Regions from separate parts of the Mus musculus genome. Here region 1 is linked to region 2. The links are chromatin loops, found by intact Hi-C in ENCODE. Cell type or tissue: gastrocnemius. All regions are shown on one strand. Each heading gives the region's core, and the rest is flanking DNA. Links, peaks and the distances in the headings are about the cores only. Region 1 overlaps Gm31820 (a long non-coding RNA gene). Region 2 overlaps Wnt4 (wingless-type MMTV integration site family, member 4).

The links. A loop is a pair of places that touch in the nucleus more often than their neighbours do. Peaks named below come from ENCODE experiments on the same cell type or tissue, not always from the same donor. Only the 100,000 strongest peaks of a DNase experiment are listed, where the experiment ranks them.
Region 1: a loop joins it to region 2, with 2.9 times the contacts of the local background. A loop is called at or near these places in 5 of 42 quality-filtered maps.

The regions. Positions count from the first base shown.
Region 1 is chr4:137,181,472-137,197,578 of GRCm38, forward strand. Gm31820 (a long non-coding RNA gene) reads right to left here. Exons shown (of 5, transcript XR_881509.2): 3 at 7,915-7,988; 4 at 7,737-7,791; 5 at 2,610-2,822. It overlaps Gm46872 (a long non-coding RNA gene), which reads right to left and starts at 371. Exons shown (of 2, transcript XR_001784458.2): 1 at 1-371. In gastrocnemius, for the core only: a CTCF peak has its summit at 7,752; DNase peaks (open chromatin) are centred at 7,796 and 9,334; H3K27ac peaks cover 3,988 bases.
Region 2 is chr4:137,284,433-137,292,432 of GRCm38, forward strand. It overlaps Wnt4 (wingless-type MMTV integration site family, member 4), which reads left to right. Exons shown (of 5, transcript NM_009523.2): 2 at 4,682-4,917. Among named protein-coding and RNA genes, the nearest start is that of Wnt4, 11 kb to the left of the region's middle. In gastrocnemius, for the core only: a CTCF peak has its summit at 3,607 (motif pointing left); DNase peaks (open chromatin) are centred at 1,681, 2,954, 3,589, 4,769 and 1 more place; H3K4me3 peaks cover 1,551 bases; H3K27ac peaks cover 3,111 bases.

The sequences.
Region 1 (16,107 bases), core at 3,781-11,780, 99 kb before region 2:
TGGCTGGATCCCTCACTCCAGTGGGAAGGCCATGAGTCACCAAGTCCAGAAAGGGGACATCTGCTGGCCTTCTGTGCTCAGCTAACCTCGGTCAGTACAGGACAGAGAGGCCCCCTGCCACTCTGTGCTCTACTCTGTGTTTGCCTGCAGTGGAAGCCAGCCGCCTCGGAGGAGACCCGCTCAGGCTGAAGCATGGGCCCTTTGGACCTGAGTGTTTAATTCAGCTTTGGTTCTGCCCGCAGCTCCCAGGATGATTTCCTGCTGGTGTAGGGGTGGGGTCAGAAAGGTCTGTGCATGGGGGGGCTCAGGCCCTATGCAGATCACACACACACACTCTCACACACTCACATACACACACTCACACACACCTACACACACTCACATACACTCATTCACACTCATACACTCACATACACACACTCGCTCACACACACTCACACTCAGCACTCACACCTACACATACTCACATACATTCACACTCACACATACTCATGCACACTCAGCATTCACATACTCACATACACACACTCATGCATACATACACTTTACACTCTCAAACTGTCCCATTACTCCTCTTCCGGCTTTGTCCATTCTGGAACCTTCTAGAAAACAGTCTCAATGTGTCCATTTGGATCTCTCTCTCTCTCTCTCTCTCTCTCTCTCTCTCTCTCTCTCTCTCTCTCTCTCTCTCTCTCCTTCTCTCTCTCTCTCTCTCTCTCTCTCTGATTCTGGGGGGCCGAGAATTGAATCCAGGATTTCCCCCATGCAAGGGAGCACTCTACCACAGAGATATATCACCAGCCCTCTTTTTATTTACTTTGGGATATGATTTCACTAAATTGTCTGGGTTGGCCTTGAACTCACTTGATAATTCAAGATAGCCTTGAGCTTGTGATCCTCCTGCCTCAGCCTCCCACAAGTAGCCTGTGTCACCACGCCCCACTTTTGGACTCCTTTGAACACATAGGGATACCAACACTTCTGGGCTTAGGAAGGCTTCCTTCCTCCAACAGACTACAAAGTGTCCCACACAATGTGAGCTCATGGGAAGGGCCCATAACCAGGGAGACAAGAGGATTCTTGGACAGAAATGAGGCTAACCTGAGAGGTACGCATTCCATCTTTTTTTTGAGCTTGAAAGTTCATGCAGCGTGATCCAGATGCCATTGCTGCGGGTAAGAGCTCCCCTGCACTGTGCGATCCAGCAGGCCCAGCCAGCCCAGTGAAACCTGGGAGGGGACCCTGTCGTGGGAGCATACCTGGCCTGCTGCTGCCCCCGTGGCGTCACCTGCACACATTAATGAAAAATTCTCGACGAGGAGCAGAGCCAGGCCAGACCAGGAAATTGCAAAGTGGCGGGGGCCTTACCTCAGCCTCACCGAGCACTGCTTTTATAGCTCCACGTGTAATAACATAAAAGCGTAATTCATACAAGTATCACTTTAAGTGGGATGGCAGGAGGGGGCCTGTGCCCGGGGGGTGGGGGTGTGAGTGCCACATTGACTGGAGATGCCAAGTGAAGGGAGAGGCGGGGTGTGTGGCTCACCTGCGTGCTGTCAGCACAGCTGTAGGGTGGACCAAGAACCCTGGGCCCTGGACAAAATATCTAGGAGCTACCAGAGGCCATCAGAGAGAGTATCCGAGTCTGGAGAGAAGAGCTGAGCCTTGTGGGTTCTGGCTGTGTGACCTTGGGTGGTCAGTTGCACTCTCTGAGCTGCTAATTCCCTGTCTGTAATAAGAAGATTGGCTGAGAGGACCCAAGTCCCTCATTAGTAGCCCTCCCTCTGCCTAGGCCTATTCCTCCCGGGGTGAGAGAGATTTCTAGGCACTGGGCCGTGCCAGGAAATGGCCTGGGATCGCCTCATTAAACACGAGGGGGTATTTACACTGGGAGAAACAAATATTTATCTGTGGATGAGAAAGGACGAAGGTTTTTGGAACCCTACTCTGGCTCGCCTCAGCTTGGATAGGGATGAGGGAGGGCTCAGACTCAGAGGACAGGACCACAGCTGAGAGTCAGGCAGCCTGGGTTCCCATCACAGATCTGCCCTGTTCAGCTAAGAGCACCCTGGCTTCTCAAGTGGATGGAAGGTTGCATGCTGGAGCAGGACAGAGTTTGGTCCCTGACACTGGGCACTTTGCAGAAAGCAGACGACAAGGAAAGGTGGCATAGGGCCAGGTCTCTCTGGGTGACCTGCACCAGTGGCTCAGGGTGCTGTCAGCAGCAGGGAGCCCAGTCCCTGGACACATCACCCCCACGGAGGGTGGATAACCACGGGTCAGATGCGCTGACCATCCTTGGGGCTGGGTGGCCCACCCCTAGGAAGGATCACAGATGGGTGGTCTCACAGGAACAGGGAGCCAAGTTCAAGAGCCATGGGTCAACTGAGGAATCCTAGAGTGTTTCCCGCACAGGGCCGATCTGAGGACAGATTTTCTGAAAAACAGCCTCTCTTCTCCACCTGTACAGCCACCACCTGGTCCTGGTCCTGGTCCTGGTCCTGGTCCTGGTCCTGGTCCTGGTCCTGGTCCTGGTCCTGGTCCTGGTCCTGGTCCTGGTCCTGGTCCTGGTCCTGGTCCTGGACCTGGACCTGGTCCTGGTCCTGGTCCTGGACCTGGTCCTGGTCCTGGACCTGGTCCTGGTCCTGGACCTGGTCCTGGTCCTGGTCCTGGTCCAGGCCCCACCCCTCCGAGCTTGACTACGTTGGTGGCTTCCAGCTGCCCTCCTCCTCTCTCCTTGTTCACTACCCTCTTCCCACAGCAGCTGGCATGTTTGTATATGGGAGGTGGTTGAGGGTGGCTGAGGTCGTATGAGAGGAACCCTATAAAGTGGACAGAAAGCAAGAGAGGAGGTGGTCACATGTGGGAAGAACTTCCTGGCATCTCCCTATAACCTCACTTCAGGGAAGCATCAGCTGCTGCTGGGCTCAGACCCAAGGTAGGCCCAGAAGACCCCAGAACGAAGGCAAGCTGTGGTGTGGGCAAACCAGGCCATCCAGTCAGCAGCAAAACCTCCCTCAGACCCAGGGTTGGGGGGGCCGGGGGGGGCGGCAAACAGCCCCATCAGGCAAGCCCTATTTGTTTAATACTGAGACCACGGAGTCAGAGTCCTGTTTGTTGAAAAGACTCTAGGGCTCTCCCCCCACCGGGGACTTGAAAGTGACATTCCTCAAGCAAACTAAGGGGAAGGCAGGAGCCAGCAGAGGACCGCGGGAAGGAAGGGCAGCTGAGGACAGGGGAGGGGAGGGGGTTCTCAGAGTAACCGTGGATCATGGAATCGTGAAAGGCACTCACAGAAAAGGAGCTCCGGAGTGTGAGATGGAAAGGGTCAGGAGCTGCGAGCAATCCAAAGCCTGAAGGCTAACGTGGACAAAGCCTAGAGCCCCAGGAGGGGGGATGGGGGGAGGCTGCATTCGGACGTCGGAGGGCTTAGGGGAGAGGCAGCTGGCTTTAAGCATGGACCCCTTCAGCTCCCACCCTCCCCTTTGGCTGAATCCAACCAGCAGCCTAAGACCTCAAGCCAACTCTCAGGACTGTTGAGTGCCCCAAAGCCCCCCTACCCCCCACCCACCCCCCAGCAAAGTAGGAATGCTCCCTGGGAGAGGGGGTCACTTGGTTCTAGGCTACACTCTGTCCCTAAATCAGCTAGGCCAAGGAAACACAGGCCTATGGTGCCAGCACTTTGGAGTTGGAGGATGATCAGGAGTCCAAGGACATTGTCACCTACATATAAAGGTCGAGGCCGGTGGAAGAGAGGGAAAGGGTAGAAGTGACTTCAAATCAGAGCTCTGTCCTTCCAGGCCCCAAAAACATGAGGACTAGAGTTCGAATCCCAGGGAAGCCACTTGGCGTATAGCAGCCTGCCTGTAATCCCAGAACTTGACATGAAGGGGCCACTCCAGGGCAAGCTAGCTAGACTAGCCATTCCAAGCTTGATTGAATGACCTTGCCTCAGTGAATAAAGCAGAGAGTGACCGACCAAGAAAGAAGTAGCACGCACGTATACGTTCACACAGAGAGAGCCTTCATATGTGTGTGAACTGTGCATGTGCATAGACACACTGCACACACACACATACCCACTCACAGAGATTTCATATGCATGTTCACTGTGCATACACATAGACACATACGTAACCATACATACACTGCGCACACACACATATACACATACACACTGTATACACACAGAGCATTCGTGTGCATATGCATTGTGCATACAGATACACACACGCATACACACACAGAATCTTCATATGCATGTTCACTACACAGACATATACACATACACATTGCACATACTGACACACACATACACACACATACTCACACACACAAGAAGGAGGAGGAGGAGACGGAAGGTTCCAAATGCCCAAGATTTACGTGGGTCACACAGTAAGGTGCCACCTGAGATCCCAAGCCCACCCGCACCACAAAGCCACTGTTTTGCTGTTGGCTGAGGACTCTGAAGGTTATCAAACACTCTTGGATTGGGTGCAGGTGCCCACACTGAGTGTCTTAGTACAGAGGTGACAGCCATGCATAGACAGCTCTGGGTAGTTCCGTAGGTGAGGTGCAGGGACCTTTACTCACAGGTCTTACACCCCTCACAAAGTCACTTAGATGCAGAGGTTGGCACCAGAGCCCTGACGGCCAGTCTCCGACTCCTTGGTCTTGGTCTCTACCTAGCCCCATTTGACTTGCTCATTTTTCCAATAGGCAGGGAGCGAACCACTTGAGGCCAGGGCTAGGCAAGGGCCCTCCTGGCAGAGTTCAGACTCCCATTCTGGACACAGTGGAAAAAGACCAGCTTGTCAGGGAAGCTGGTGGGAAATGGCTGGCCAAGGTGGAAACCAGTCTGGCATCTCTCCTACCTAGAAACTCTGCCCTCTGCAACAGCACCAGCACCTGCCCAGATGGGCACTGCTTCCTTGTTGGTCTAGGCCCCAGAAATCCACACCTGAGTGAAGGGGAGGTCAGCATACTTTAGGGTTAAGGGGTATATCTGCCCTACCCTCATTCAGAAGCAAGCCAAGGTAGCCAAGCTAGCCTTCAGAATACCACTTCCTAGATCATCTGCTTTTCCACTGTTGCCCCTTTTCCCAAGACACCCTTCCCTCTCTCCTCTACTTTTCTAGACACATCTCCAGGCCTGCAATGGCCACGATCCCTCACCACCTTTAACCCTGAGTCTGGCCTAAAGCTTGCGACACTAAGTGCCCAACAGCCGTCATCTAGATGAACACCGCTAAGCAGTGAGAGCCCTAACCTGGTCCCAGGTGTTCTATCCAGTCCTCCCTGCCCCCCAAGGCCTCAGCTTCCCCTTGTGTACAAGCGAGGGTTAGCATCACAGTGGATGGGGTGGTGGTACACACTCACACACTCCACGCCAGCCTCTCTGCAGCATCCAGAGCTGCTCCTGGGTCGGCTTGCCAGCATGTCACGGCAGAGAGGAAGGGGGTAGAATAAGAGAAGGAGCTGTGCATTCCACACACCCAGCTTGTCCCCACAAGGCCTACACCAAATGCCACAGTGCGCTTGCTCTGCCCAGCTCTCTCTGGGTGGGGTGGCTGTATGGCAAAGGTGCAGGTAGAGAGTAGTCCTCCGAAACCCGAATGCCAAAGAAGTACACACTGCCTGCCTGTGGGTGCTACTGCGTGCCCATGCATTCCCACGCATGTCCACACTCGAACACAACTCACACGTGCCCTGTGCTCTAACTCACACACACCATGATCTCTTGTAGTCATCTGACACTGCTTGAGCCGCTGTTACGATGCCAAGTCTTTCTCACTCCCTAGGGAAACATGACTCCGTGAGATCATTAATGTCCCAAGACTCATGTGCTTGCCCCAGTTTCTCCACACCAATGCTTGCATCCTAGGCCTTACCCTGCACACTCCTCTCAAGACCCCAGCAATATGTTCACATGATGGTTAAAGCAAGAAAAGGTGGGGTGGAGGGGGGCTGGGATGTGGCTCAGTAGATAAAGCACTTGCCTAGCGTACACTAGGCTCCGACTCCCATCCCTGGTGTGACACAAACCAGGTTGCACATGCCTGTCATCTTAGCATGGGAAGGGGGGATGCAGGGGGATATCAGATGGTCAAGGTCATCCTTGGCTACATTGAAGGCTAACCTGAGACACGTTAAGAGCCTATTTCAATAAACCAATTAATAATGACCCAAGAAAAGGGCTCACTGGATGTGATGGTTTGAATAGGAGTACTCTCCATAAACTCCTATATTTGAATACTTGGTTATTAGAGAGTGCTTGAGAGGGATTAGGAGGTGTGGCCTTGGAGTGGGCGTGGCCTTGTTTGAGGAAGTACAGCACTGGGATGGGCTTTGACAGTTCAAAAGCACAAGTGTCTCTTTCTTCCTGCTGCCTGCAGATCCAGATGTAGAACTCTCAGCCCCTTCTCCAGCAGCATGTCTACCCATAAGCCGCCATGCTTCCTGCCATGATGATAATGGACAAAATCTCTGCAACTGTAAGCCAGCCCCAGCTAAATGTTTTCCAGAGTCGCTGTGATCACGGTGTCTCATCACAGCAATAGAACACTGACTACAACACCAGATAACACACTAGCTTCAAAAGCCTGGAACTAGAATCTTTATTTAGAACTCAGATGCAGTGATGTACATCTGTAATCCCAGCATTCCTAGGGTGAGCATGGAAATGGAGACAGAAGAATAATCCAGAATTTCATGAAACAACTAGCCTGGAGTACAAAGAGAGCAGCACTGTCTTAACAAGGAGAGCAGACTCCCCAAGCTGTCTTCTGAGCTACACACACACACACACACACACACACACACACACACACACACACACACACACACATGTTTATGTACACATAAAAACATGCATACATGCTTACACACACACACACACACACACACACGCACGCACGCACGCACTCACACACACCAATCAATTAAAAACGATTTTAAAAAATGCTTTTAAATAATTGTAACAATAAATAAAAAGACCGCAATTTCCTGGCCTGAGCACTGTCCTGGTATCTGTTCCCCTAAAATGCTGTAGTGTGTGGTTTGTTGTGGTTTCTCCACTGGGAAAGCCTGGTATTTGCAACTTTGTATCCCGATAAGAGAGGAAAGTCTCCAGCAGTGAATTCTTTTTCAGTCCCTCCAAACAAACTTCCAGATACTCAGCCCAGAAATCCCTCCTCTGTCAATCACACAGCCCTCTCCATTCTCCCGTCAGACAGGTGTCAACAGGGCACCTGCAGCCCCAGGCCTCAAGTCACACCTGTCACTCTGCCTGCTGATGCCTGGCTTTTCCAGACCTGAATCCTAAGAGCCCACAGTGGCTCACAGCAGACAGCCACAGTCTCCCATAGTCCCTACCCCCCTCACTTAGCAAGTAACCACCAAACTGACCCCCAAACCTGAGCATTTTGGAATCTAAGGTGAACTTCTCACTGGAGAGTGCAGGGTGATTTGGATAAGAGAACAGAAGAGATGAAATTACCCAGCTCTTCCTGAGCCTACGTCTGATACATGCTCACAGGCTAGTGAGTGCATCTTTGAGTCTCTGTTTCCCCATCTGCAAGATGGAGGATGCAGTCTTATTGCACAGGCCTGTAGCAAGGGTTACCAAAGGCAAAGCCTGACTTGCGGGTATAATGCTTGTTCCTGGGGAAGGAGACACCGGCCCCAGCCCTGCCTCCATCTCTGAGCTGGGCCAGCCCCCACTTCCTTCCCCTTACCTCTGCCATACCACCCTTGGCCACCAGCGCACCTGCTTCCGAAGGCTCCAATTTCCTGTAAGTGTAAGAATTTAGGTCAGACACAGCCAGAGGCCCATGGCCCCCTCCCGGCCAAAACCCATAAATAACACAGCAGCAGCTCAGCCAGCTTGGCCAGGACATGACTTTCTCTCCTTACCCGGCACCTTGCTGGGCCTCAATGCAGTCCTCATTGCCAGACAGGTAAGGCCATTTCCATGTCTCCAGGGGAAACTGAGGCACAAGAGAGGAAGCCAAAGTTGAGACCCTGATCTATGAACTAGCCCCTTCCTGTTGTCCCGGGACATCCCAATCGATGGCATCCTTCCAATTCCCAAAAGACAAACGATTGCAGTCTGAAATCAGCCCACGGACACACCAAGTTGTCCTTTTGAGAGATGAAGAGAGAAAAGCTTGGATCTTAAAGCCAAAGGATGTTAAGGACATACTCCCCTCTCTGTGGATGGAGCCACAGGCAATATCTGGAGGAAGAGACATGGATGGGTGTCAGGAAAATGTCTTTACAAAATCAGGAGACAGGCTGAGTTTGGAGGAGCCGGCCACCTCTGTGTTGTCTCATGGATTCCCGCAGCACACAAATGCAGCCCAGAAGCCCAAACTGTCAGCGCCCCGAGATTCTCAGAGACACATCCACACATACTGAACAAAGGACTGGGCAGAGGCCCACAGAGCAATGCCACCTGGCTGGACATCCCATAGCAGTCAGAGCTGGGCCTGTGGAGTCCAGTCTGGTGCTCTTTCCTGGCACCATGGTGTGTCCTCTGATTGTGACCTTTTGGCCTCCTGCTTGAAGCTCCCTTACCTTCTGACAGAGATGCAGCTGAATCCTGGTGTCTTCCAGCTAGGAGCAGAAGGTTCTTGGAGCATCCTAACCTATCTGACAGTGGACAGGCTGGAGCCTGCAGTGTCCTAGCCCAGCCTACCACAGGGAGAGGCACATGGCGAGTCCATGGCCTGGACCCAGGAACCCTTTAGGCGGTCCTAGACCCAGGCTACCCCATCTCCCAGCCTATTGACAATTCTCCATGGTGGAAACTGTTCTCTGGCCACCTAAGAGTTTCAACCACACCCCTCACCTCTCCTTCCTAATGCCAAGAGCATAAGAAGGAACCCATCCTACCAGTTGCTACCATGTGCCCTGGAAGGCAAAGTCCACCTGGTTGAAAGCCACTTCCCTGCACACTTGGTCCCATACTCTGCAGTGTGCCACTGAGACACCTGTGCCCTCTCTGTCCTCAGTCTCCACAGCTCAGGATGGGCCCTGGGGGCCTGGGCTCCAGCCCTGGCTGGAGGGAAATGACCCTGACAGAAGAGAAATGTACCCACAGCTGCAGGGCCCCAAAGCACCGAGGAGACACGAAGAAGAAGACATTTCCCTCTGAGTCAGGTCTCAGGAATGTGTCGCCCAGTGTGGCCACGAGCCAGATCCATCCCCCCCCCCAAACACCATGCCGACCCCCACAACCCCAGGGCATCGCCTTTTATTAGAACAGAAAAAGAGGCAGGTGCCAGGTCTCCAAGAGCCCATTAAGGAGCCAATAAAGACCAGAGAGGGACCGCTGAGCCGGCTGCTCCACTGAGCAGGAGGCCCTGCCTTGCCAACCATGGAGACGGAACAGGGCTCTGTGCACAGCCAAGGGACCCCAGCCGCAGTCTGCTGTGTGCTGGCTGTGTCTCATCAAGCTTGATTCTAGCCTGCATTTCTTTCATTCTCAAATTATTACTTTTAGGTATTTTTTTTTCAATCACATAATGTTTCGATCCAATTTTTGCTTGCGAGGAACCTCAATAGACACACAAGCTAACTGTCCTGGGTGGGTGGAGCTTAGATCTGCCAGAGGCTCAGTGAGGCCTCCCACATGTGCCCTAGAACGTAAAGCCCACTTGATTGAGGGGCTCAGTGGGACTAAGTCCCACATCTGTAAAGTGAGGTCACCAACTTCTGTCTTAGTCAGGGTTCTCTAGAGTCACAGAACTTATGGGGAGTCTCTATATAGTAAGAGAATTTGTTGATGACTTACAGTCTGCAGCCCAATTCCCAACAATGGTCAGCAGCAGCTGTGAATGGAAGTCCAAGATCACCCCTGAGTCCTACCTGACTCCACTCCTACACCCCAGGTTTAAGCAATTCCTATGAGCCTAGGCCTTCCCAAATTGCTTCTCTCTCTCTCCCTCTCCCTCTCCTTCTCCCTCTCCCCCATCCTTGGGGCTCACCCACACTTGCTTAAGGTCCCCAAGTCTACCCAGGTCCCCAGAGCTGCAGCCACTTTCCTCTGCTCCTCCCAGAAGCCTGTCGAGATGGCTTGTTCCCAGGACACCAGTTGTGATAGCATCCCAGTGGTCCCTGCCTTCTGGGACATGACCACTGGGTCAAGTACCTGTCGAGCCTCTCGCATGACTTGCACTCCACAGCACAGCACGAGACAAGAGCCACTGTCTCCATCTTCCAGATGTGAGAGCCAAGCCTCACAAAAGTGGATGGGCTTGCTCACAGTCCACGATTTCCCCCAGTGTTAGAAAGCCTGTCCATACAGTTCAAAAATGTTTGTACGCGTTCTGAACACTGAGCCAGGCAGTCACTCGGACCATATAGTTGGGTGTCTGATTTCTGTTTTATTTCACTTTGACGCAGAGTTCTGTGTAGCCTAGGCTAGCCTCGATTTTTTTCCTTAGAGATTTATTTTTATTATTTTTAGTGACATGTATGTACATAAACTCGGGTACCTGCAGATACCAGGGATATCAGAGTCCCTGGAGCTGGAGTGACAGGTGCTGGGAATTGAACCCAGGGCTTCTGCAAGAGCAGTTCACATTCAACTGCTGGGCCATCTCTGCAGCCCAGCCTGGAGTTTCTGATCTTCCTGCTTGTACTTCCGAGTGCTAGGATCATGTGATGCACTGCCACGCCCAGCTTTGTAAAAGTGCTGGGGACTTTGTATATTACCAACTTTGTACTCTACCAACTGAGCTACATCCCCAGCCCCAGACACTTCTGAATTTCTATATTCTGTTTTTCTCCTCCTCTCCTTCCTCCTCTTCTTCTTCCTCCTCTTCCTCCTCTTTTTCCTCCTCCTCCTTTTCCTCCTCCTCCTCCCCGCACACCCCCTCCTCCTATCTCCTCTCCCCCATCTCCTTTCTCTCCTCTTCCACCTCTTCTCCCTTCCTCTTCAAAATAATAAAATATTATATAGCCCAGGCTGGCCTTGAACTCATGACAATTCTCCTGCCTTTCACCCATAAACCCTAAAATAATGTAACCCCCAAGACATCCTGGGGCTCCCTCACTTCGCATCACTTTCTAGCACGCTGACTCTCCACATCCCCGAGGGCCAGCTCTCCCCTGACAACATCACCTTCCCCCAGCCTCTGGGGTAGTAATGATGCCAGCAGCTCCCTCCTCCTGTGAGATCCAGCTTCCCGACTCGCCATGACTGGGAGCCTCCTTGTTAGCACTTGAGGGTCGGGGGAATGGCCCGGAAACCTGTTGCCTCGGGAACTGCTGAGGGTCTCCAGCCCAAGGCCCGTCTGAAAAGCTGATTCTTTCTTCTACATAGCCTTGTCCCTGCCTCTGTCCTGTAGACTCCCAAGGCCATCGAGATTGCAAAGCACTACCCTTGGTCTGTCTACTGGCATCCAGGGAGGCCTGCATTTATTCCTATAGTATGAGCTATGGGTGTATGGCTGGCCTGGGAGTGGTCCCTGCCTGTCCTGACCCCATGATGATCCCCATGTGTACTGGCTGGTTTTGTGTCAACTTGACACAGCTGGAGTTATCACAGAGAAAGGAGCATCAGTTGAGGAGATGCCTCCATGAGATCCAGCTGTAAGGCATTTTTCTCAATTAGTGATCAAGGGGGAAAGGCCCCTTGTGGGTGGGACCATCTCTGGACTGGCAGTCTTGGTTCTATAAGAGAACAGGCTGAGCAAGCCAGGGGAGGCAAGCCAGTAAAGAACATCCCTTCATGGCCTCTGCATCAGCTCCTGCTTCCTGACCTGCTTGAATTCCAGTCCTGACTTCCTTTGATGATGAACAGCAGTATGGAAGTGTAAGCCAAATAAACCCTTTCCTCCCCAACTTGCTTCTTGGTCATGATGTTTGTGCAGGAATAGAGACCCTGACTAAGACACCATGCTTAGACCTTGTGGTTTAGCAAGAAGGATGCACAGCCAAGGAGACATTCCCCGGGGCCTGGGCCATGGTGGGGAAACACTGGCTCAGGCTGGGAGGGTGCAGGAGGCACAGGCCCACTGTCTATATGGACTCGGTGTACACTCACCCTTCTGCACTGTGCCTCTTGTGGGTATTGCCTCTCTCGGCAGCCTATCAGCAGGGGCGGGGTCTGGCTGAGAACTCGGAGCCTGGGCTCAATGCCCACAGAGCAAGGCCTTGGGGTCCACCTGTGCCCATGGTGCCTGCTGCAGACCCTCCCCGACCCTTATAGACATTGTCTTCTTCTCAGTCCCAGGGACTCCTACCCCGTGGGCTGGGTTCTACACCACAGTGGTGGCTGGGCTGCCCCATGGCCAGTAATAAGCCCAGCTCTGTCAACCCATAAAGTCCTCAAAAGTGAGATTTCTTCTCCTTCTCTTGAACCTTGAAGCGTGACCTCTGTTCCTACCACTTTGCCCAAACATTTATTTTTCTTTTTTGCCAAAACTCTAGAAGCCTAGAAGTGGGTAAGACCCGAGGCCTCCAAATGAAGCACATGAGGGGGCTGTGGCCAACAGAGATAAGGTGACTTCCCCCGGGGTCACCAAGCAAGATTATGGCAGAGTTGGAGTAAAGACCCAAGTATGTGGTCCCTCTGTCCACACCTGTGGCTTTGAAGCCTCTGGTCTCTGGAGCCAGGACTTCCCATAAAGCCTTGGGCCAGCCTGTCTACCGAACTCCAGAAGGAAGATCCCCGACGTACCCCACCTCAGCCCTCTGGAATGACTCACAGGCCAGAGTCTATGTCCCAAGCTGTATCAGGGTCAAGAAGAACCCTTGCCCCCTGCCAAGGTGCCTGGGCCTCTGTGCAACCCCTAAAATAGCCCAGCTCGCCTTCAGATCGGGTTGCAGCCCGGCCATCCAGATGGGGTTCTTGGCAGAGTGGCAAGCACTTCCCCTCACATCGCCCCTGTTCTCCTCACCTGTCAGCACTCGGGCCAGCATTAAATCAGCCTCCCTCTGGAGGGCACAGCCTTTTCCAGAGGCCGAGGGACAGCAGCAACGGGAATGGTCTCTGGATCTGGGCAGAGGCAGTAGGTGTCGTTGATAACGAAGATGCTGGAGTGGGTCCTCACTGAAGAGCCAGTCAGGGGGCTTGCACTGCCACAGAGCTGCTATGTGGCCTCAGAAGGGCCACATGCCTTTTCTGAGCTTGCTCATATATAAAGCGGGCACAGTGTTCCAGCTCATTGAAAGGCTATGGCACAGCAGCAAATGGGCCAAAGCCCCCTCCCAGAGGCATCTCCATCCTGGGAAGGTGGGGGCAGCATGCTCTAGCTCTGACTGCTAGATCTCAGAGCTTTGTATCAGTGGGTACCAAGAGCCAGGAGGATGGTTATGCTATTTCATTTAGAGTAATCCAAGAAGGTCTGTGAAGGGAACAGAGAACTCCCCCTGGGCTAGAAGATGAGAGGTGGGACCCAGGAGCCTCCCTCCTCCCAACCCAGGGCAGAACCAAGATTCCTGTCCAGAAACCTCAGCTAAAGCACTGTCCAGCACTTAAGGTACATAAGGGCCCCAGGTACCTAAGACTTTCAAGTTCCCAGTCCCCGCCACTCAGAGAAGCCCAGAAGAAGGTTAAGGACTGAGGCCCAAGTCACACGTCCAGCTTCATGAGTGTGGTGTAGAGGCCCAGACTGGGGACACCATGTACAGCAGGAGTGCTGATGTTCTAGGTGGGTGATGGGTGTCATTGTGAGGGGGTCCTGTCCAGGAGGAGATACACTGGCTGTCACAAGCATTGCTCCCCGAGTCCACAGCAGCAGTGCAAAGGGCAGGGATAGAGCCTGAGGTGACCACACTACCAGAGGGTCACACATTTGGGAAGCCTGAGCAATGGCTGGCTGAGTTTCGGCTTCATGGGCTCTGGGTTTTAAACATGGAGAATTTGGTTTGAGGTGGTTCGCTCTCTGTTTGCTCTTTCAGGCAGAAGAATCTAATTCTGTCACCCAGGCTGGCCTCAAACCCATGGTCCTCGGACCTCAGCTTCTGGGCTGCTAGAAATGCAAAAGTGAGCAGCTACATTGGTCCAGGTGTTTAAAAATCTGATACATAGTTTGCTGTTGCAGCCTTGGCAGGGGTGGTGGCTGCTTTGCTCTGTCCATCTGAGGTGCCTCATGTTTCTTCCAAAGAAGGAAGAAAAAGCACACAGGCCAGGTGACAATGCACAGAGCACACGTACATGCACACACACACACACAAAACACATACACACGTAACACATGCATATGCACACATACACACAAATAGACACATATACGCATGCACACACACATACTCACACAGATACACACATACAAACAGATACACACATGACACGCAGACACTCAAAACACAGACATATATAACATAACACAATACACAGATACAACATATACCTATATATACATCACACACAAACATATCACACACATGTTCACACATACATATATGCCATACACAAAAACTACACATACATACAAACACAGCACACCTATACACATGCACACACAAGTTTCCCATGAGACCACTGGGGCAAATCAAATTGTAAGCGGAAGGCTGGTTGCATGACCCTCCTTCCTGGAGCATGATGTCACTGAGCAGATGAGCCCTCTGTCCCCAGAACTTAGCCTGGACCCATGTGCTGGCTACCACACAGAGACTTGGCAGTGCTGCCTGCCACAGAGCCTGTTCAGTAGTGTGTTTGGGAAGGAAGGAAGGAAGGAAGGAAGGAAGGAAGGAAGGAAGGAAGGAAGGAAGGAAGGAAGGAAGGAAGGAAGGAAGGAAGCAAGGAAGCAAGGAAGCAAGGAAGCAAGGAAGCAAGGAAGCAAGGAAGCAAGGAAGCAAGGAAGCAAGGAAGCAAGGAAGCAAGGAAGCAAGGAAGAATGAATGAATAAGATGAAGAGCCCAGAAAATGGAAGCAGTCAAGGAAGTACGAAGGCTTTGCTTGATCCCTTGAGCCACCCCAAGGAGCAAGAGCTGGTCAACCCCCCCAATACCGCAGTTATCAAAATCAAGAGTGTGGAGCAGGAAGGTTGGGTCCAACTCAGCTCCCCGTCCCCCACTCCACCAGCTGCCCCCTCTCCCATCTCCCACACCTCCCTCCCTGGGGGTGTTAGCACTGCCAGCAACATTGCACCCCTCAGCCAGCAGCCAGCCCAGTCTCCTCCCCTCCCTCCCCTAAGCTGCCTGACAAAAGCTATCCTTGTGGGAGCCGGGACACTGTAATTAAAAAGGAAACATAATAAAGCCATCTCTGGGACCAAATCCCCATCCTGAGCATGTCGTCCAGCCCACCCCTTGCTGCCCACCAAGGACACATGCCCCTTTGTGTGCCCTGAGCCAGGGCCACGCCTACCCCACCCCACTGGCCACTGCCCTCCCTCTCTCCCTTCCTCTTACCCTATGGTCCTAGCATCTGAGCTGAGTGAGGGCTGCCTTCTCTGACCAGAGAGAAAATTGAGGTTCAGAAAGGCAGAACCTATGGCTCTCTCCTGAGCCCCATCCTCCAGATCAGGGGTCGGGAACAATGGGAGAGTAAAAAGCTGGAATTAACTCAGCAATGAAGTGCTGCCCACACCTTGAAGGTCAGGATGCTGAGATCCAGAGGTGACATCCCTGGAGGTCACACGGCAGGGCAGCCCCTCCATGAAGCTCTCTGTAAGGAATCTCTTGTCTGTCATGGCATTGACTCTGTCACCCCAGCATGGGCCTGAAGGGGAGCCTTGAGGCTGTGGCTGAGCCTTCCTAGTGTAGGTCTGCGAGCTCCCGAGGTCTCTCAGTTCTGTCAGATAGGGAATGGCAGAGCTGACTATGAGCCTGCTTCAAGGTTGACCCTGGTCCCTGCATTAGCCTATGCTTGTCCCTAGCTATTCAAACTCTGTCATGATTCATGAAGCATCCTCCTTCCTCACCTGGCCACCCTGGCCACACTATCTGAAGAGTTTCAGAGGCCATCAGATCAACTGACCCTTTGGTGCCATCTTGGGGTCCTCTCTCATCAGCCCTAGGGTGTCAGCTAGGCCTGGCTGTGCATCTGCCTCACCGGCTGCTACCGCCAGCATGCCAATGCTCAGGACCTGGTAACTCCCAGAGGCCACGGCAGCCATCCAAACCTCAGAGGAGCTCACAGAGACCCATCAG
Region 2 (8,000 bases), core at 1-8,000:
GCCCCAGAAGAGACCAGCATCTCTCTGCAGCCGACTAAACAAACATGGGGCCTAGGATGGTTGGCCTTGGCATTCAGAGTCCTATCAGGCTGGGAAGGAGGCACGACAGAGGTAGCCCCCAGCATCCCCAGAACACAGAGTGTCTCCAGTGCCCAGCCCTTCCCCACTGACTGCTCTCCATTGGTGGTACCTCCTTCTGGTGACTCCAATGGCTCCAGAGGACACCGACACAGACAACACTGCACATCAGAGCCATGGGGACATGTATTACCCTAACCTCCTTCACTCGCAATAGTTGTCCAATACCCCAGCAGTACTAACAAGTCTGGAAGAAACCATCCAGAGAAGAATCCAGCCACCTCGCTCAGATCCGTTGACATTGAGGGGTCCTGCCCTCCAAGCCCCGGGGCCATCTTTGGAGCCTACGCAGCCTGCCCACCAGGCCCGGAAGCCAGAATGCCCCATTCTCAAGTCCTCACCCCCCAGTGACTGGCCTCGGAGCCATAATGCCTTCTTCCTAGAGAGGAGAGATAAGGGAAGAGGATGCCCAGCTCTGTGGTGACTTGGCTATGTGATGATGCAGGTGACAGGTATGGGAGGCATTGTACTTCAAGTCATCTCCTTCTCCACACAGTCTCTATGTTCCCTTGGCACACTTGAGCTTAAACTAGATGCGAGTCCCCAGCTCCTAGTCTCCTTGAGGAGCTGGTCTCTCCTCAACGCCCTTCACCCCGACCTGGAAGGGTCAAACACGTGACTAGAAGCACTAGGGAACTACTTCTCTGAAGCACCTGGAAGATCTATCTGAAATCTACAGTTTAAATCATTGCCAGGCATGGTGGCGCATGCCTTTAATCCCAGTACTCGGGAGGCAGAGGCAGGCGGATTTCTGAGTTCGAGGCCAGCCTGATCTACAAAGTGAGTTCCAGGACAGCCAGGGCTACACAGAGAAACCCTGTCTCGAAAAAACAAAACAAACAAACAAACAAACAAAAAATCATACCAAAGTGACCCACCACTCCCAGAACAAGACCAGGACCTGGCTCTGTGAGGACAGAGAAGGTCCAAACAAAGACAGGGACAGAGTCCCGCAAGGTTCAGCTGCAGGGGACAACAGAAGGTGCAGAGCAAAGAGGGTAAAGAGGGTTGTAGAAGAGAGACTACCTCCTACAGTAAGAACAACTGCTCTCCCCATTTTACAGATGAGCACATTGAGGCCAAGTTTCCAAGATGTTCATTAATTTGTTTTGAGTGACACAGAGATAGGAGACTAACCCAGGTCGCTTGCCCCCAGACCATACTGCCTGCCCAGAGGAGGGACAAAGGTCTCCAGGATAGGCCACTGTGGTGTTCAGTACAGCAACCACTCAAACTGCTTAAAGAAATAGTGGACAGTTTGAATGGTTGGTTGTGTAGCAAGGGTCCTTGGGAGCCACACATCCCTCCCTGCTTCCTAAGAACGCTGCCCAAGATGGAGTCTGTGGCCCCTCGCTTCTATCTCCCTGATTCACTAGCTGAAGGCTGCGTTGGCTTACGCAGTTTCCTTTGGGTGCCCCCTTCTGCCAACTTGGCCTCCTTCCTCTCTGGTACGGAGGGCACAATTACTCCTGAGGAGTCTCTAAATGTGGCCTGGGCAGGCAGGGAGGCCAAAGGGAGGGGGCAGAGAGGCCTGGGCTGGTGTCCCAGCCCCCACCTGGACGCAGTAGGGCCAGGATCAGTGCCACTGACCCGCTTGGCTCCCCACCATGGCCTCTCTCACCCAGCCCCTCTCCTCTGGAGTCCAGGGGAACACCGGGGCGGAGCCACGGAGGTGTGGATTAGCCTCTCCAATTTTGTATATTTTGTTTAAAAAGGCAAGCAAACCTGGAAAAGCTTGGGACAAGCCCAGCTAATTTTAGTTTCTAATGAAAACAGCAGGTGGCTGAGAGGATCTGATCTCCCTGGCAGGGCCAGGGCCCTCCGGCCTCCTAGCAGGCTCAAGGCACAGAGGGGAGGGCCTCCTGGGAGGAGCTTGCAGGACCCACAGGCCCCATTCTAGAAACTGGGCACAAGCTGGCCAGCGGCTGTAGCAGGGGCAGCCTGGGCTGGTGGGGTAACCTGATCAACGGCCTGGCTATGGCCAGAGTCCTGGGTGGCCAGGGCAGCAGGTGACAAATTGCTAAACCTGTATTCGGCAATAGCAGGAAGGAGCCTAAACAGGAGCAGCGTGGCAGGCCCTGAAAGCAAGGATGGTCAGCCTCAGACAGCCAGCCCAGGGGCAGCCGACACCCATCAGGCCCTGGCTCGGGCTCTCCCAGAAACGGCTGTGCAGTGGATATTTGAGCCCGACCCAGCTCCCGGGTCAGTGAATGGCACACGTGTCTCTGGGGGAAAGGTTGATCCACCGTAGAACAGTGGGAGGGACCACAGAGACCAGCCACCCCCATCTTCCTCTCTTATCTCTGCTCTTCTGCCATAGGGGTGGGAAAACATCAGGACCTCTGCACCATCAGCCCCTAATCGAACTGCAAATATTCCTGAATAACTTCTGTGTGCCATGCCCTGTGTGGGGCCTGAAGGGACGCAGCCTGACAGAGTCCAGTGAAGGGGCAAGTCCCCAGCCAGAGAGAGACGGGGGGGGGGGGGGAGTTGAGAGCCAAGAACTGTTTGCTGCTAGATAGCTTTGGGACTTACAAGTTGTTTTGCCTGGGGGGGGGGGCGCTTGGTTTGCTTTGTTCATCTGTGAAATGAGGTCAGGTACACGCCAGGCTCCAGGATAAGCAAGTGGCATGAGAACAGGCTACGGCCACTGAGGGCTGGGCTGCCAACCCTCTCCAGCCTATGCCAGCTCTGGCACCCGCCAGGCAAACCCCTAGGGTCTCAGAGAGCAGGAGCAGAGATGGCCAGGCCTCCCATACATGGGAGGGGCAGCTGCTGCGTCCAGTAAAGGCAGGCCTGAGAGGTAGGCACGGGTGCTGTGACAAGCAGTTTCTCGTCATCTTCCTGGATGCCGTCCTGTTGACTCACGGCTGTGGCAGGCGGGCAGTGTCTCTGCCACCGTCGTTCCGGCCGATCTCCCTGTTACATTCAGAGCCTGAGGGAGGAATGCTCAGTTCCTCGAGTCCATCTCTCTCTTCTGGTGGCATGGGACCAACAGGCCCTCCCTCTTCTGCCAGTAGAAGGAGAATTTGAACTCTGATAGTAGGAAAGGCTGCAAAGACTCATGAGCTAACTCACTGTGCCTAGAGCCAGCTCCAAGTAGAAGGGGACTTGCCACGTGTCACAATGGACTAATGGATTGGCCAGACCTCCCCACCTGCTCCTTCTGTCTGGAGACTTCAGCCCCTGAATGCCCCCTTCAATGGAGGCTGACAGAGGCCCAATCCAGCCATATCTGACCTGCTTAGCTTACAAGGAGGAAAAGAGGTCTAAACATGGTTAGGCAAGATATATGCCCCTGTGTCTCAGAGGGATTGGGAGTCCTACCCTTTTCTGTGAGCCCTAGCCTGAGTGGAGACAGCAAAATATCCAATGGTAGGTTCAACTTCTTGACCCTTCAAGGAAGGACACAGTGGCCACTGAACAGTGTCCTGGCCCACCGCCAGTAGCTGAGCTCTTGGCGCCCCCTGCAGGCCACAAGTGACTTTGTGGCTGTGGTTCTGCAGGAGACCCCCCTACCCCCTTCAAGTGGCAAAGGAAGCAAGGAACACGCAGGCAGGGCTGAAGCCAGGGTTGCCATTTCCAGATGGTCCCTTCTCCCGACCATTAACATACCTTTCCCCATTCTAAAAAACTAGGTTCCTACACAGATTGGCCAGTGCTGCTAGCCTGGGAATGCATACCCCAGAGCCTAGAGACATGGCTCTGTCTGCAAAGTGCACGTTGCAAAGTATAAGAACCTGAATTTGATTCCCAGAACCCCTGCAAAAAGCCAGACCTGACAGAGAGGCAGTGGGGGCTGGAAGGGGTCCTGGGAGACCAGGAATTGATGCCATGGTAGGATGATCTGTCTGGCTCTGGGACTACCCATCTCCTTTGGCCCATTGGTGCTGCCAGGGACAGCTCCTACGATGTTACCCAGCCAGGCTAGGTGCATTAGCACACCTTGCCAAGTTCAGTCATCACAACAGCCGTTGGGGATAAAAGCCATGACTCCAGTATGGCTAAGGAAAGCTAGGCTCAACTTTACAGCCGGGGAGCTTGGGGAGAGGACTCTTCTCTGGGCACCAAGACCACTGTGTGGATAGGGATGTCCTAGCCTGAGCCTTCTAGAAATTGGTAGAAAACATCACAGATACCTTTTCAAGATTATTCTCTAGGCTAGTGGCCTCTCTGCTGCATCTCAAGATAGAGCCAAAGCACAGGGCATACTGACCATATCTGAGGTGAAACCCAGGCACCTGTGTTCTCAATAACCACACAGATGATCTCCAGGGGCAGAGAGGCCCAGCCTGCCCCTCACCCAGCAGGCTTTGTTGGAGTGAACCCAGTTCCCAGCTGCTTTGCCCAAACTGTCAATCTCTAAGTCACACAGAATCTAGCAAAGGGTTATAAAGTCAAATAAAACAAAAGTTCTGCCTCTCATCAGCTATGAGTCTTATACACAAGACCAGGGATGAGGCAGCACCCTGAACCCTGGGTGTGGGAGGAGAAAAGCAGGCATCAGGGCAGCTGTGTATCACATCCAACCACTGCCCCCCAGGTACCTGGCCAAGCTGTCATCGGTGGGCAGCATCTCCGAAGAGGAGACGTGCGAGAAACTCAAAGGCCTGATCCAGAGGCAGGTGCAGATGTGCAAACGGAACCTTGAGGTGATGGACTCAGTGCGCCGTGGTGCCCAGCTGGCCATCGAGGAGTGCCAATACCAGTTCCGGAACCGGCGCTGGAACTGTTCCACACTGGACTCCCTCCCTGTCTTTGGGAAGGTGGTGACACAAGGTGAGGAGGGTTGGTCTAGGGACATGGGCTATCTGTGTGTAACTCTGGGTGTCTGGGGTCTGTGTGTAACTCTGGGCATCTAGGGTCTGTATGCGGCCCTGGGTGTCTGGGAAAATGATATTTCTAGGGCCAGGCACATGGAAGATGTTTCAGGAGCAGAGGCAGCACAATTAAGCACACTAGGTAGAGGGCAGGAGGAGGTCAGACAATGGTCTGTGATCACAAAGCACTCTTGAATGCAGCTGGTCCAGGAATATAAGATGGAGTGGTCTTGATTTTCCAGAGGGAGAAACTGGGGCTCAGAGAAGAGACAGTCCCAGGTTCCTCAAAGGATGAGCAGAGTCAGGCTTCAACCTGGGGTACTCTGCTCACCTTTGCATCTAGCCTTGGGTCCTGTGCATGTGACATTTGTGCATGTGACAGGTCTGCAGAACACCTTGTGTGGCCAGCTCTTGTCCTCTGGAACACACAGTCTATTTGGGACCAGACAGTCCACTGCAGCACAATGGAAGCAGCCCACACACCTGCAGCATTGACTGTGGGCCAGGCACTATTTTAAGGACTGTAAGAAACACAACACTAACTCATCGTCCCTTGGCATCAGGCTTCTACGTAACAAGTGAGGAATTGGAGGCCCGAAGCTGTTATGTCATTTGCCTAGGGTCACAGGACTAGAGAGTGGCAGGATCTGAATGTGCGCCCGGCAGGGACGACACTGTCACTCCCAATAAATACAGGAGCAACAGAACAGAAAGTTGGAGCTCTCACCTTGCCAATACTAGGTACTATAGAAAGGTTTCTGCAAGGCTTTTGAAGTCCCGGCTGAGACCGATGACATGAGAGCCAAATGCAGGTGAGCCGAGGTTCTATGGAACTGGAAGGTTCTATGGAACTGGAAGGTTCCTGCCATGCAGGGAATGCTGAAAGCCAGCTAGCTGCTTCTCTACCTCCTGAGCAAGAAGCTGGCACATCTGAGACACCAAGTTGACGGGGCTCTCTGACTCACTCAAGCTGCAGGAAGGGCTTGCTTGAGCCAACCTTTGTCTTGGCACCTGTGGGTCTGGACATCCCTGGCTCCTAGGCTTGTGGTAGACCATTTGGATGCTGTTGGAAACCAACTGTCATTGAAATTTGGAAGCCATTCTCCTGGGAGCTGGCAGGGGCCAGCAGGCATGAGCACACTTGGCATTGCTGAACTGTTCTGTTCTGAGAAAGAGACAGATATTCAACGAGCAGCCCGGTGGTGAAGTCTCTGCTGGTGCTCAGGGCCCAGAGCTGTACTGGTGAGATCCAGAGCCATCCTCCCTAGAGATATTGTTCCCAGGAAGTCCCCTCTCACACAGTGGGTGTCACACAGTGGGTGTCCCACGTATCCTCTAGAGTAGGGATCCTCCGCCTTCCCAATGCTGCAACCCTTTAATACAGTTGTGTTGTAGTGACCCCCAACCATAAAATTATTTTGTTATTGCTTCCTATAATTGCAATTTTGCCACTGTTAGGAATTGTAATGTAAATATCTGATATGCAGGACATCTGATATGGAACCCCTGTGAAAGGGTCATTCAACCCCAAAGGGTCATGACCCACAGGTTGAGAACCACTGCTCCCAAGGGCCTGGCAGATAGATCAACAAGGCTTCCCATACCGGACTGTGTGTCAGTATCACACCCCTGTCCCTTTGCACATGCTATGTCTTCCCCAACAGCCAACCCCGTCTAAGCAGCCCCCACCCAGAGTTTCCTTCTTTCTGCCCCAGGCCCTCCCTTCCCTCCGGGATCTATGCCTTTGTGGTGTCCTTCCTTTGAAGATATTCTCTTACTGTGTAACACAGGCAGGCTGGCCTTGAGCTTGTTATTGTAGCCCAGGCTAGCCATAAACTTGGCAATCTTTCTGCCTCTGCCTCCCAAATGCTGGGGTGACTTACAGGTCCCTATATTCTTTACAGGGGGTATATTTTTTTCATATAAATCCATATTTTTTAAAAAGTTGCAGGGTGTGATTCCTAGATACTCATTTTAGGGTCACTGGACATTTTAACTATGTATTGCTTGCAACTATGTATCCAGATATACATCACACTACTTCTTTATACCTCCACACTGAAGTGTGGCAGCTCCCCGCCCATCCCCCACTTTCCCACCACTGCATCCCCAGACAACAGTGATAGCTCAAGTACCTGTCTCCTGGGATACCTCCAAACCTGGCATGGAGGACAACCAGTGAGTGTCAACTAGGGATGGATAGCAGATCAGGGCAAGGACTTGAAAGGACAAGGGAAAGGAGACATGACTGGTGAGTGGCAGCCAGAAGCCAGGACAGACCTGGGGAATCCTTTGCTTTTCTTGCCTGTGAGCAGAAGCCAAAGAAGGGACTAGCTCTGTCACCCCCCGGGGGGGGGGACGACGACATAAGACCAAGTGGAATCTGTTCTAGACTAATGTTTGAGTGACCTGGTCAAGCATCCCTGTTCCTTTAGAGCTAAGTCAAGGCCTTAAGGGCCTTAAGACCGGGTCAGTCACAAGAGGCAGGCAGCAGCCATATTTGGGGGATACATCTAAGCTCACACACACACACACACACACACACACACACACACACACCCCTAAGCTCACACACACACAGAGGCACGCATGCACGTACACCTTACACCATTTCATACTTGGTTTTCTTCACTAGTAAAGTTCCTCTTAGAACATTCTTACCTGGTCACAGTCTCCACTAAGCCAGGGTGGGGGAAAGGACTCAAGCACAGGCTTGTCTCTGGAGGGCCAGGAGTTGAAGGACAGCAGAGATAGGCAAATGCAACAGGAGACTTCATTCCTCTGGGTCCTTACCTGTCCCATTCATAACTCTCAGGACTGTTGCCAACATTCAGTGACTTGTCTAGGACTTGTCAGTCCTTTCTATACACCCTGACCTGACCTGGGAATAAGCCAGCTTCACAGAGGGCTAGCTAGCATCTTCTCAGCACTGACTATTAATCTAGCAGACCTCTTGCCCCCAGCTCTCAGGAGGCAGACTCAGCAGATGTCTACACGCATGAGTTACCTGGTTGGGACGGTGACTTCAGGCATACAAGGGGA